Regions from separate parts of the Homo sapiens genome. Here region 1 is linked to region 2. Evidence: chromatin loops called from intact Hi-C (ENCODE). Cell type or tissue: Caco-2. All regions are shown on one strand. Each heading gives the region's core, and the rest is flanking DNA. Links, peaks and the distances in the headings are about the cores only.

The links. A loop is a pair of places that touch in the nucleus more often than their neighbours do. Peaks named below come from ENCODE experiments on the same cell type or tissue, not always from the same donor. Only the 100,000 strongest peaks of a DNase experiment are listed, where the experiment ranks them.
Region 1: a loop joins it to region 2, with 2.1 times the contacts of the local background. A loop is called at or near these places in 1 of 110 quality-filtered maps.

The regions. Positions count from the first base shown.
Region 1 is chr2:149,217,945-149,225,084 of GRCh38, forward strand. No RefSeq gene overlaps it. Among named protein-coding and RNA genes, the nearest start is that of MIR9899, 110 kb to the right of the region's middle. RefSeq lists an enhancer at 5,736-6,237. In Caco-2, for the core only: no CTCF peak of the experiment used is centred there; DNase peaks (open chromatin) are centred at 2,097 and 4,137.
Region 2 is chr2:149,167,224-149,174,363 of GRCh38, forward strand. All of the region lies in intron 3 of LYPD6B (LY6/PLAUR domain containing 6B), which reads left to right. Among named protein-coding and RNA genes, the nearest start is that of LYPD6B, 130 kb to the left of the region's middle. In Caco-2, for the core only: no CTCF peak of the experiment used is centred there; a DNase peak (open chromatin) is centred at 2,598.

The sequences.
Region 1 (7,140 bases), core at 2,094-6,093, 52 kb after region 2:
ATTAATTTAATTTGCCCCTAGTGAGTAAGAAAATGAGAAATACTTTGGTGTCAAAATGTCCAATGAGAATCACAGTAGTGGAGTGAGGAAAGACGGGGAACATGTAGATTTGTTAGTATAAAAGAGACAAGGGGATTAGCTATGAATATGAGCAAGATCTGAGGGAATGGCCTGTCAAAGGTCCACTTTGAATAGATCTACATTCTAGAATAAACTTTGAATTCCATCCATCAATCATTCCTTGAAAAAAAAAGTTACCTAACACCTTTCCCCACCCACGTGTAAATGCTCCCTAAATTCAATTCTGAGTGAAAGCAGTCAGAAATTATCGGCATTACTTTCTATACAATCTGCATTCTGTCATGTCAATCACTGGGTAAAATATATTTCATAAGAAAAAGGAAGAAAATGAAGGTGGGTTGGTTTCTCTTTCTCACTGGAAAGGAACTTATGAAGCCATGCAAAGCATGAAATGAACAATGAGGACACGCATGGACATGGGAGATGAGGTGTGGCATGAAATCGGGAAACTATGTTTTACATTCGTGAAATCATCCCTAGGTGAAACTTGTGATATGTAGCTCACCAGTTACAAAGTTTGCTATGACCTTTGGATCTTGGACATTTTATTCTATTTTATTTTATTGCATCATTATGTGTTGTCAACTATAGGATTTGTAGAGGGTTACATGGTGATACTGATTGTGTCTGGGTGCAGATCATGCCAGAAGACAAAGGCTAACAAATGGGCAAAGGTGAAAGTCCAAGAAACTGAAAAACAGTTGTGATTTGAGTCCACCTTTAGTCACAGTTTCTCTACTGTGTATCTGAAACAGTGCAGCATCTTTCTGTTACTCTTCCCACTCCCCTCTCATCTTCACAATTCTGTCTCCTGCCCAGCCCCCCTCACTCCTTGCCTTGGCTTCTATTTCATCAGATGCTGAGACTGGAAGCTGAGCTGTCTTTAGGGTGATCCAGAGTTGAGATCATTCTGGTTGGGGCTGTGAAAAATAGGGCTTCTGCAGCTCAATGCCGGAAGTACTATTTAGCAGGTCTGAGAATCTTCATTTTTAACAAGCATCTGATTCTGATATTGATGATTCTCACCCTGGTAGTCTTAGGGCATCATTTTTTAGAAAAAAATAACCCAGGCCCTCAACATAAGGCTGCAGAGCTCTGTGTTGAGAGCTCACAGTCTCCTAAGCCACCACACAAGGACTTTTTTAGTTCAGGAAAATTGGTTCCAGCTAAGGGTCTGGGAGCACGTGGAGGACATTGTGGATTGGCAGAGCTGCCACGTTGAGAATGGCCCTGAATTGCCTAGGACAAATGGGAGCTCCAGGAAGGGATTCTGGGTCCCCTTCCAGGCAAGCAGGATGTCAAGGGCTCTGAGCACTGACTTGAATCCCTGGGCATCATAGCTGAGTGCGGCAGTAAGAAGCCATGCAAAGCAATGGGCAAGGTGAGCCCATCCACAGGGCCTAAGTGCAGACTCAAAATCAGTTCCAATGCAAATATTTTCCAAAAGAGGACAGGCAACACAGGGCAAGCAAGTCTTGAAGATAAACTCTGATTAGATTTGTGAGGATCCTCAGTCAGGGAGGGCATCTCTTTTAGAGGGCTGTAGCCATCAGATAACTTCAACTACAAATAACAGAGTCCCAAATTGGCATAAATGAATTTCTTGGCTTACATTACTGGAGGTTCAGAGAGAGAGGGCTTCAAGGTGGACTTAGTCCAGTGGTTCCAGCCCCATCCTGTGCTGTTCTATTGGTTCTCCCTTGCCTCATATCCTTTGGTAACTAGATGGCTATAGCAGGGCCATACTGCCTACCCAGTGTCCAGGGAAACAGGCAGGGGGATGCTTCTGGAAGCTCTCCAAGAAAAGGTCTAAAGGCCTTTACCCAGCTTTCCAGCAAATCACAAGCCAGAAAGCTGTGGTCACCCTTGGCTTACTTCAGCCAAAGGAAGCTCAGTGTCCCTGAGGCATGTGTGGTGCACGGTGGAGGCTAGATATCTGAACAAAGCAGGCACGAGAAAGGAGGCAGAAAGAAATGCATCTAGATAAGCAGCCAGAACTGTCTGCTACAGATTCCCACAATGTGAGGCTGTGTGGAGGCCATTGTTAAGATGGCTGAGGCAATGCTATCATGTCAGAGATAAGAGAGGGGGCCTTTGTCTTTGAGAGCTGCATGGACTTGCCTGAAGCACACAGCTAGCAAGAAGCAGACACAGACAGAGAAGCTCCCGTGACTACTGTAATTCCCATTGTGCTCTCTTGTGATTAATGTACATTGTAAATCTGCAAGAGCATGCAGCACTTCCCAAACTATTCCATGAGAGGAACATTGCTTCACCAAACATCTGGTTTCCACAGAATACACTTTTGTGTACACAACCTTACAAATGTAGAGAGGTATGAGGGGAAACCTGCAAAACATGGGGGTGGGTAAGACATTGACTCCTAAAACACATGGTATATCCTAGGTACTTAATAAATGCATGCTGAATGAATAAACCTTAAACATTCAGAAACACTCACTTCTCCAAGATCATAGGCTCCTACCTGTACAGACCTGTTGCCATCATCCTCAGGTGAGCAGAAGCAGAAAATGTAAAAACTGCCTTAAAAAGGGGAAGCTTCAAATACTTTTTCTTTGGTTTTGTCCTTATGTTTGTTCACTGTTCAGTGTCTAGAATGGATATTAATCCAACTCATGCCCACCACTCCGTAGGGCTCAACTGTAAGTCAATCAAGAAGTCAATGGTTCCTGAAGATGGTATGTTCTTGTTTCTTCTCTTTGAGTATGTCTTCTGAAGAATTCTCTGAAGTTGTCAGTCATTTGTTATTTCTGTATATTACTAGATTTACTATGCAATCAATCTTGAGTCAGAGATGAGTCCTGAATATTAAGATTTATCCTCATTGTAACTAATAAATTTAAACCAAAATTAATTCATTCATGGACTGAGAGAATGCCTTTTTGTCAGAGATCTGGACAGATCCTCAAGGAAAGTCCTTTTATATCTTATCCAACAAAGGAAATGAATATATAATTAAGTGGAAATGTAAAATAAGGAATAATGCAGTATTTTAACTAACATAGGTAAACTCACTGATATGATTTGGTTTGGCTCTGTGTCCCCACCCAAATCTCGTCTCGAATTGTAATCCCCACTTGTGGGGGGAGGGACCTGTAATCCCCAGGTGTCGAGGGAGGGAGGTGACTGGATTGTGAGGGTGGTTTTCGCTGTTCTCATGATACCGAGTGAGTTCTCACGAGATCTGATAGCTTTAAAAGCGGCAGTTTCCCCTGCTCTTTGCTCTCCTGCTGTCTTGAGAAGAAGATGCCTGCTTCCCCTTCCACCACGATTGTAAGTTTTCTGAGGCCTCCCCAGGCATGCCAAACTGTGAGCCAGCTAAACTTCTTTCCTTTATAAATTACCCAGTCTCGGATATTTCTTTTTAGCAGTGTGAAAACAGACGAGTACACCCGCATTTGTTTTGGTGGTAGTTTTTCTTACAATTAATCCTAAATTGAATGTCAAACATTGATTTTGGAGGATGTTTTTTTCAGCAGTATTTAGGATCTGGCACTTTTCTACTTTCCTGGCTTTAAGAATTCAGGAATTGAAGAAAGACAAGGGAAAGATTTTTTATTATAATTGTAATAATGTCTCATTTTTAAGTGTGTAAGGGCAAGGAACTATTATTTGACTGATAGAATAGATTAGTGGAATAATTCGACATGACTTCCGTATTTTTCTTTTTAATGTAAAGTTTCAAAATGAAAAGTGAGTTTAACTAAGTGGAAAGATAATCCATGATTAAATAAGATAATGAAGCAGATATTGCAAACAAATGAACATGGTTAAAAACTTAAAGCTCATGATTAGAGAGAAAACAGTCAAATAGTTTAAGGCAAAACTTTGACGGATTATTGAAGGAAAAAAAAAGCAAAAATGCTAGATTTTATCTACTTTTTGAGTGAGGCAAGGGATAAGGCTAATCTTCCCGGTTTCATTATCAGCTGCTCTGGAAATGCAATTACCTGAAGTGGTTTGATGTCCCTTGTCAGATGTGGGTAAGTGTTTGTGCTAACGATGCAAGGACAGCACTGTGGTATGTGGGATGCAGTTCCCAGGGCGCACGTGCAGAATCCTAATAAGCATTTAATTCTTTTACTCAGCGAAGCCCGCAGTGCCTTGAGGGGAAGTGTAATCGGAGATTTGCACAGATGAGAAAGAAAACCACACGGACGGAGGGGCTTGGCAATGCCTGCTCTCTTGAGATCTCTGCTAGGGTTCAGCAGTGCCTTAAATCTAGGGGTCAAGCCTGGCCCAGTAGTTTACCCTTAGGGAGCAAGCTTTGGCTCTTGCAGCTCTGTTCTGAGAGTTTATAAGTAGCTAGGGTTTGAATGACTGATGCCCTAACGTGCTAGATGCTTGGTTCAGAGTAGGTGTTTGGGATCAAGTAGTTGAATGAGAGTAGCTTACTACTTGTGTTTTTCTTGAATGGAGGAAGGGTGGATGGTGTTGTGTAGGTCAATAGGTGTGAAGGTGAGTAATTTATAAGATGTGAATAGGAAATGGTTTTGCAATCTCATGTATTATCCCATTTGAGAGGCAGGTTCTTCCCGCTCCCAGTTTTGCCCCATGTAACTGAAGTTCTGCCTTTTTATGATACATTTCTAAGACTCTGTAATTTTAGCCAACTTTTGACATATTCATCCTTTGTAGTTAGCAGTTAGAAACCAAACTCTGTGGAATCCTTAATAAAGATGAACAGGCAGAAGAACAGGAAGAACAGAGAAAGAAGCCTAGAGTCTAACAGTCATCAAATCCTGTAACTCAGTCCTTGAAGAAGTGAACATGGCTTGGGCATATGATGAGATATGACTATAAACAAAAAACTGGGCACAGAGGGTCTTTAGCTCCCTCTTCCTACCACCTCCCACCATGCCCAGCACTGGTTTCTGTACTAAGCCAACAGGCAAACCATGGCTTTGCCCCAAAATAAATATCTGTTTGAATTGAATCCATGAAATATTTTTTCACAAAGTACTTAACTCATCAGCATTTGATTTCCCATTTGTACTTATTATTTATTCTCCATCTCCCTCCTAGGCATTGCAGGAGGATCAAGTAATGACTATTTTAAGTATCTGGTAGTCAGCAAGTGCTGCAAAACAACTACAAACTTAAATTATTTCCATTTCATTTTAAATTGGTTATATTTTATTCACTACCTTTTATATATTCTGTGGTTTTGATGTCACTAAGATGCCCCTTCCACACTCCATTAAATTGACTTCATTTTCTTGACAATGAGATTTCCATTTAGTTTTCATCAACTGCTTAGATTTCCTCATCTTCAAATGCCTCATTTTCAAAAGCAATAGGAAGTCTATGCTTCATACTATATAATGTGCAAGGCTTCCATTTAATGAATTGTTTGGCTAATTTTTTTAGGCAAATAAGCACATTAATTTGTACAAGCTATTAATACCAATTATTAATGCTTTTCATTTTGTTGGTTTCAGCAATCTCTGCATGACACATACTGCAACAAAATGGAAATTGATTTCACCAAGTTTGGCAACTCTGCAGTGTCTTGTAACCTTTGCAACGATGCTTATTTGAAAGGCTGGGTTTAATTATCCTTCTTTTGCCTGCTTCTCAAGATGTTGATGGGTAACAGTTCTATTGCACTTGACAGTTAAAAGTAAATTCATCTGGAGTGTTCCTACACTGTCCTTGATGCTTGTTATATAAGGAGACTTTAATATGCCCACCAGAAAAGCATTAGCCCAGCTTATCTGAGTCTTAGTTTTTATATGTGGGGAAAAAAGAAAGCGAGTCTCTCAGCTACAAGGCAATGTAGAAACCAGGCCTCCTGGGCAGAACAGAATGTGGTTTAGCCAGTTCTCTCTGAGACTAGAACTAAAGGCCCACTGGGATTCAAGACCCTTATAAAGCAGAAGAGCTTGGATCTTCTCTCTACTGCAGTATCTTTAATGTGACTTTCCAATTATACTTCCTTTTGGTGTCTTCTCATTTTATCCCTCCTCCCAGGAACTGGCTCCCTGACCCTCTTTCTGTGATGTAGCTTCTGCTTATTCAGATGTTCAAATCCCTCATGACTCTGGCTTTTTTGGCACTTGTCACTTTTTTGTCTTACACTCTTTCTGCATTTGTTCCTACTGCATAATTTGATTTGCTCTGCACTTTCTTGTTTTGGAAGTCATTTCCACTCTAGGCTCCCACAGAGGACCCTGTCCAGCCTAGAAGCTGGCTGCCTCTGCTCCAGGAAACTGTGGTCCAATAGCAGGGATAATAGCATGGCTTACAGTCGAGGGGGTATGGGTCCCTGGTGTTGCCTACAGCAGCTAGGTGGGCAATTTCCTTTAAAAGTGGCTGTGGGCAGGTTAGGTATTGTGATTGGCCAGCACCCCAAATAATATGTGGGGACACACCCTTGAGGGACTTTTTAAAGCTAAATGTGGCAATGTGGAAACACCTTTCTCTCTTGATCTCTCTTTTCATTTCCATACTCAAACCTTTCCTATCTTCAAATTTATTCTATCAGCATTTGAATTTCAAGTAATAAGACCGTGACTTGCCAGCTATCAGATTTTCAGTGACTTGAAACTTTGAAGATAAGTACTGGTGGGGAATGCTCTTTGTTCCATTGCTCTGGCCTGTGGCCCTATCTTTATACAAGGGTAAAATCAACACCTAGTCATGAAATGGAGCAAGAGGCTGCAAGTCCGGGGTTACCCTGCCTGGGATAGAGAATTAGAACATGTGAGATTATTTATATGTACAGTGACTAATTAACTCTTGAGGCAGTGCAGTCCGTCTTGGATGCATTCGAGTCGTAACTCACTGCATATTTGCTGGGGTTTCTGTTATGCTGATGTAATATTAATTGGTTTTTCCAAGCCTTCATTGAACCAGCAGACAGATGTGGTTCCAGTTTTGGAGACTTATGATCTAAATATCCTAATGCAGCATTTCTAATTTCCTGCTGATCTTGCTGGAAGATCTGTCTAATGAAAAACTGGCTAGATTGCTTAAATTTGCTTTAAGAAAGAATATGAAAGTAAGGAATAAACAAGATAGCTTTTATGTGGTCAA
Region 2 (7,140 bases), core at 975-4,974:
ATAGCTCAGCCTGCCATTATGACAGAATGGCCCAGGACAGACTACAGGCAGGAAGCGTCTTTTGTTTCAGGGGGCTTTGGAGCTGTTTTTTCCCTGCCATAAACTTAATTGCTTTCTGTGATATATCTGGCAAACCTACCACTGTCCTTTTTGCTGCCTCCTGCTTGGTCAATCAGGACTACCAAAGCCTGCAGCTTTGCTTTTTAGGAGGTTTGGTTGATTAACATGAGTTTGCCTTTGGCTTTTGCTAACATTGCCTTTTTTGGGGCACTAGTGGTGCCCAGGAGAAGGATGTGAGTGTGGTACGTGTGTGGGGAGGTATAGATGAGAGACAGCTGGGTCTTCTGGGACAGTGGGGGAGCAGGCTCAGAAAATTGTGGTTCACCACAGGGTCCTCACGTGCATGAGTAAGTCATCCTCCTTCCTGAAAGGGAGGTTTTATTCACCTTATCACCATAGAGGATGTTTCAGATGTGGCAATTCCTTTAAGTCACTGCAATTTTGACTCACCCTAGGATTTCTGGGTTTAATTGCTCCCCTTTCTTGTTGGTTTTATGACCAGTGTTGCAGGAAAGACAATACTTGAAAGTCTGTGGAAGCCCCTTCTTTTTATATTTTTCTTTGCAGTGACGATGATTGCTTAACAATAATAAACATAGAGGTTTTTTTATGTTTTTTGTTTTTGTTTTTGTTTTTTTAAAAAGACCTTTGGGCCAGGTGTGGTGGCTCATGCCTGTAAACTTTGGAAGGCCTTGGCAAGTGGATCACTTGAGGTCAGGAGTTCAAGACCAGCATGGCAAACATGTCAAAACCCAATCTCTACAAGAAATACAAAAATTAGCCAGACGCAGGGGCATTTGCCTGTAGTCTCAGCTACTCAGGAGGCTGAGGCAGGAGAGTTGCTAGAACGGGGGAGGCGGAGTTTGCAGTGAGCCAAGAGATTGCACCACTGCACTGTAGCCTGGGCAACAGAGTGAGGCTCTGTCTCAAAAAAAAAAAAAAAAAAAAAAAAGAACCTTGCTCTAGGCTGGTTCCTGGTGAGGAAGAGGAGCTGGGGATGGTGCTTTCAATGGTTAAAGGCATATTTACACATTTGCACATGTGCCCGTCAGGTTCCAGTCCACAGTAGCAGCCACTTTAGCAACGTTCTCATAATCCTCAGTGGCACCTTCTTTAAAGCTTGTTATCAACAATCCAACCAAAGCATCACATTCCAAATTTAACTTTAACCTGCCCTTGAAATTTCATCCTTAGAAAGTCTTTCTAGAATGGAGATGAAAACCTCTTCTGTGTCTAAATACGACAAGCCCATGCCTGATTTGCCTGTTCTCACCATGGTCATTTCCATATTTAAGCTGTGAATATTGAGTTCTGTCTGCTATCAGCTGTGGCTCCCCATGCCTGTTCTCTGAATGTAGGTCTTGCTAGAACAAAAAGGGTAAAGGTTGTTATTCCTGGATGGCAGATCTATGTAACCACCAGTGTGGTGCCACCAGATAGACAATGAATGAATGTGTTTGGACAATAATATAACCTGCAGCACACACTCTGATCATAGGGGCCTAGCTTCTCTTTTGCATTAAGCCTCAGGTATTCTTTGATCAAGTGTGTGGTCAAGTCTTTGTAAGTTTACTTTGGGGCCTTAGCAGTATACCCAAACAGATTGTTGCCAAAATCACACATGGTATGAGCCTATTTAGGTATTATCTAACAGAACTCTAATGGGCAACAATTATGTAGACAGTTACTTGTCATCTATTAAATCAGTGTATTTTCTATAGGTTTTTAAATAGTGCTTCATTTGTAATTAAACTGTATTTTAACATATCCCCTCAAAAAGGGTAAATTTGAGTAATGCACTATGGAAATGGTAAGGAGATTCAGATTAATTAGGAAATGATTAATTCAGATTAATTAGGAAATACCCTAATTCATGCATGGACCCGCTCTTGGGGGTCTAGGTGAGAGACCTAGCTGTCTCTCACCTGTCCATCTTCAACACACACATCACACTCATGTCCTTCTCTTGGACATGTCTCTTCCCCAAAACAGGCAATGTTAGCAAAAGCCAAAGGCAAACTCATGTTAATTAACTAAACCTACTAAAAAGCAAAGCTGGCAGGCATTTGTAGTCCTGATTGACTAAACAGGAGGAAGTGTTACTCTGGTAGTCTGATTGGAGCATGACTTTGAAGGGGATAAGGTTCTCAATTGTCAAGTCTTTAAACTGGACTGCCATTTTAGAGGCTTTTACTGTTCCTTGTCAACATATGTGTTTGGCTTGTTTCAAAAAGACACTGCATTAGTTGTATACAAGGGATTCCTAAAATAACCAAGGGAGTGACCTAAGAGAGACAACCAGCTAGTGTTCCCATAGGATTTTTCTCCTGAAACTGAAGTTACAAATCTCTTCTCTTCCATTTTTCACCTATCAGTCGATCCCTGTTATCACCAGAGGCCAGATGGATAGTTCTGGGGATTGTCTTCCTTGAGTTGTGAGCTGAAATGCAGACTTTAAATACAGGGTTTTAAGATGTTAGGGAGGAAAGCGACATTGATTTATTTGTTCTGTTCCCTGCCAGCCTGAGAAACCTGTCCCGCCAGGTAATGAACAACTGTTCTTATCCTAACTAGCAACTTCAAGAGAACGATTACTCATCCCATCATTACCACTCCCCCTGAGTCATCCAGGCTGGTACATTTTGGTTTCCACTGAATAAAAATCTCCAGGCAATGGGAGTCTAGGGCCAAGGTTTCTGTTTAGTAATATGAATTATATAAATGTGCCTTGGACATGGAAGCTGTGGATCCTTCTGGAAAGATATTTCATAGGCCCAGGTCTTCAGCCATGTCTCTATTTGAAAAATTGTATTGGTCAGTATTGCCAAAAGTGGCCATCTTAATGGTCAGTACAGAATGATACAGCTAATCTGGTTGATCACAAGGGCAAAGATACAGCTATGAAAATGGATAGTTATTTGCCTGTACCTCTTGCTTGTAATTTCATAGTCATGTTGCATGTTAACCACTCAGTATTCATGGGGGATTTTAGTAAACCTTTTTTCAGGCCTTGTTCTTGTGACAGTGCTGAGAGGGCTTTCACACTTGACATATGCCATCATAGATGAGGACTATTGAAAGGCAGCTGGAGTCATTTCCATTTTACAAATACCATCTGTCTTCTATCACGTCACTGTTCTCTGTGCTATATTCTGTTCTCTGTGCTATGTCCTGTTGTGCCTGATTTGGGAGACAAATGTGAGACTGGATTGTCCTGGATTAAATTTGGATGTATGGGTAGTTATAGAAATCAATATTGATAGGCATGTGTGTTCAGTTCATTTCAAGGTTTAGTTTATTTCAAAAGTCTTAATATTTATATTTATTACAGATCTAGAGACACATAGCTTTGAGTAGGAGCTGTATTTTGAAACATTATGGTTTATGGGAAAACCTGGCATGTAGAAAATCAAAAGAAAGTACTCAAGGCAGAATGCTGAATGTAAGTTTGTGGGTTAATAGAAAATCCTACCTTTTTTCTACAAATTCCCAACTAATCCTTCCTAGGTTTAAATAAAACCAACAGTCACTATTCTAACAGCTATTCTGTCACCTTTCTTTGTCTTCAGGCACTTGAAATACATCATTAAACAACACAGAATTAATCCCAGGCCCTTTAGACTTTATACAGAGCTTCTTGGGGCAGGAACTTTATCTTCTTCATCTTGAATCCTGAGAACTAAGAAAAATAAATGTTTTATAAGCAGGCATGTATGAAATAATTAGTAGCTGTGAAAATAAAACAAGTGGTGATCCTGAAGCCCTGGCAGTTTGACAGCATGTCCTGTCGGGTCAGTGTGAGATAGGACCTGGTTGCAGGTGGGAGCAGCCACTCTGGGACTCTCAGATAAGGCCTGAATGGAAAGGCAATAATGTGTGCCCGGGAGCAGATTGACTTTACCATTGCCTGCGATTCCTGTGTGAAATAGGAAGGCTCAACCCAGGCAAATGCTAAGGAAGCAACACCAAGTCTTTTATTACTGTCCACAACATTTATAGCCAAGTCCTATTCCATGCCCTTCTCCTTGAGGCATTCTGACAGTCATTTTAATGATTTATTTTCTTTTTCATTATCAAAAAACAAATAACATATTTTATTACCTTTTGTGTAGACTTGATGTCTTTCTCTTCATTTCATCAGTATCTGGGTCTGCAAAATTCCCCTTCCCTTTCAATTTTTATAACTCAAGGATAGGAATTCTGTTTTTCTCATTCCTTACGTGAGAGCTCTTTTTTGAAGTCTGATTTTTTTTTTTTGATCCTATATCCCCAGCCTATTTTCTTGTTGTTACTTTATATCTGTGAGTGGGATAGGTGGAGAGGAAAGGAGTATATGGAAAGGGGGACTCAAGAAAGGCCACATCTTTACAATAACATATGGATGGCAGGGAAAGGTTTTGAATAAGAAAAACATTTTTTCAATGCTCTTCTCCACTATTTAAAGATGTAAGAACATTGGCGCTATGCTGCTGAAGATGTTCTGTTGGTTTAGGGAGAAAACACTCTACTACTGAAATTTGCTCTGTGATTTCTTTCCTAGGATCTACAATAAAAACCAATGATCTATGTGAGAGCCCATGGCATTGTGATTCCCCTCCATCCTGAATTGCATGTCTTCAATTCAAGCACCCTGCTTTGTGGCTCCCAGGCCCCTGGTTTCTACCCTCTGCCCTTTTGGCTCATTTCCTCCTCATTTTCCGTATGCCTCTGTATTAGTTTGTTATCATGCTGCTACTAAAGATATACTGAGACTGGGTAATTTACAAAGGAAAGAGGTTTAATTGACTCACAGTTCAGCATGGCTGGGGAGGCCTCAGGAAACTTACAATCATGGCAGAAGGGGAAGCAAACATGTCCTTCTTCACATGGCGGCAGGAAGAAGAAGAATGAGCAAAAGGGGGAGAAGCCCCTTATAAACTTATTAGACCGTATGAGAATTCACTCACTATCACAAGAATAGCAGCATGGGGATAGCCACCCCCGTGATTCAATTACCTTCTACTGGGTCTCTCCCATGTCATGTGAGGATTATGGAAACTACAATGAGATTTGGGTGGGGACACAGCCAAACCATATCACCCTCCTTACATTAAGGTATCAGCAGCAGGATCTCCTCCTTCAGACCAGTCATCATGGGCTTCAAAACCTACCCGACCACATGCGTGGATTTGTAAGGGCAAAGCTCTTCTTGGAGAGGTGATTTCAGGTCAGAGTTGATGCAGGATGAGATTATGCCTTGTTCAGTGGTACAACCAGGACATCTGTTCTGTGGACCTCCTAATCAGAACTGGATGTACTATTCCAATGGTGATCACACTCATCATGATGGTCTGGGATGCCCAGATAGTTAGTAAAACATTATTTCTGGGTGTGTCTGTGAGGATGTTTCTAGAAGAGATGAGCTAAACTTTAATTGGTAGATGGCCCTCTTCTATGTAGGTGGGTACTGTCCAATCCATTAAGGGCCTGAACAGAACGAAAAGGCAGAGGAGGATTGAATTAGCTCTCTCTGCCTGACTGCTTGAGCTGAGACATGGATGTTCTGCCTTCAGTGCTCCTGGTTCTCAGGCCTTCAGACTCTGACTGGAATCAACACCATTAGCTCCCAGCTCTCCAGGTCTTCAAACTATACCACCAGCTTGCAGATGGGGCTTTTTGGCCTTTCTAATATCATAAGCCAATACCTTTTAATAAGCATATATATATATATATATGCGCTTATATATATGTGTGTGTACATATATGTATATATATTCACATATTTATATATATGTTCTATGGGTTGAATTTCTCTGGAAAAACCTGACTAATACAATCGTGAAGAAGAATTTTGTTTGATTCAGGATGAGGTTCAGTTGTGCATTAGTTTCTTTAAGCAGCAGCACTATTACTGTGTTTTTTTTTTTAAAAAAAGACATGGTGTTTGTAATTACTTATAATTCATATAGACGAATTGCTAACTAGCAAGGTCTTGGTTATTCTTTGCCCGTTCTGTTGATTATTTGAACCATAAGTTTATATTTAACATCTTGTTGATTTCAGCTTGATGCTTTAGTCTGTCAGGCCTTTTTTTTTTTTTTTTTTTTGCATCTTGATTCTGCTATGAAACATAGTAGCTGCCATTCCTGGCTTTGTGCCATCAGTAAGTTTGATAAAATGTCTTCTTATCTTCATTCAAGTAATTCATTCATTCAAGTAATTGATAAAAATGTTAACTACAATAAATGACAGAGTTCCGCAGGATACTATTAGCACATTTAGGGTTGAGACTCATCTATTAAAAAAATTATTTGGCAGCTTATAATTTGCTATCATTTCCCTAAGGATAGAATATTCTATTTATTGCTTTGCCAAAATCTAGGTTGTGTATGGAACTCTACTGATGTAATATCTTGTAACCATGTCACAAAAGAAGGGAGATTTGTTTGGCTTGACTTTACGTTATGATACACATCCTGGACCTAACTAATCACTTCCTTTTTTTTCTGTTTGCTTACAAACCAGCTACTTATCTGCACATTAATCTACACCTTTATTTATTAATTCAGAGATTTGTTTATTTGTGAATGTTCAGTGTCATGTCTAGTACTCAGTTTACAAGACATGGTTCCTGCTTTCAGAAACCTTATAGTCTAATTCTGTGAAGAATGTCAATGATAGTTTAATGGGAATAGTATTGAATCTATAAATTGCTTTGGGCAGTACGGCCATTTTCACAATATTGATGCCTCCTTTCCATGACCATGGAATGTTTTTCCATTTATTTGTGTCATCTCTGATTTCTTTGAGCAGTGGTTTGTAGTTCTCATTGAAGAGGTCCTTCACTTCCCTTATTAGCTGTATTCCTAGATATTTTATTCTTTTTGTGGCAATCGTGAATGGGAGTTCATTCATGATTTGGCTCTCAGCTTGGTGTAAAGGAATGCTTGTGCTTTTTGCACATTGATTTTGCATCCTGAGAATTTGCTGAAGTTGCTTATCAGCTAAAGAAGCTTTTGGGCTGAGATGATGGTGTTTTCTAGAAAAAGGATTGTGTCATCTGCCAACAAAGATAGTTTGATATCCTCCCTTCCTATTTGA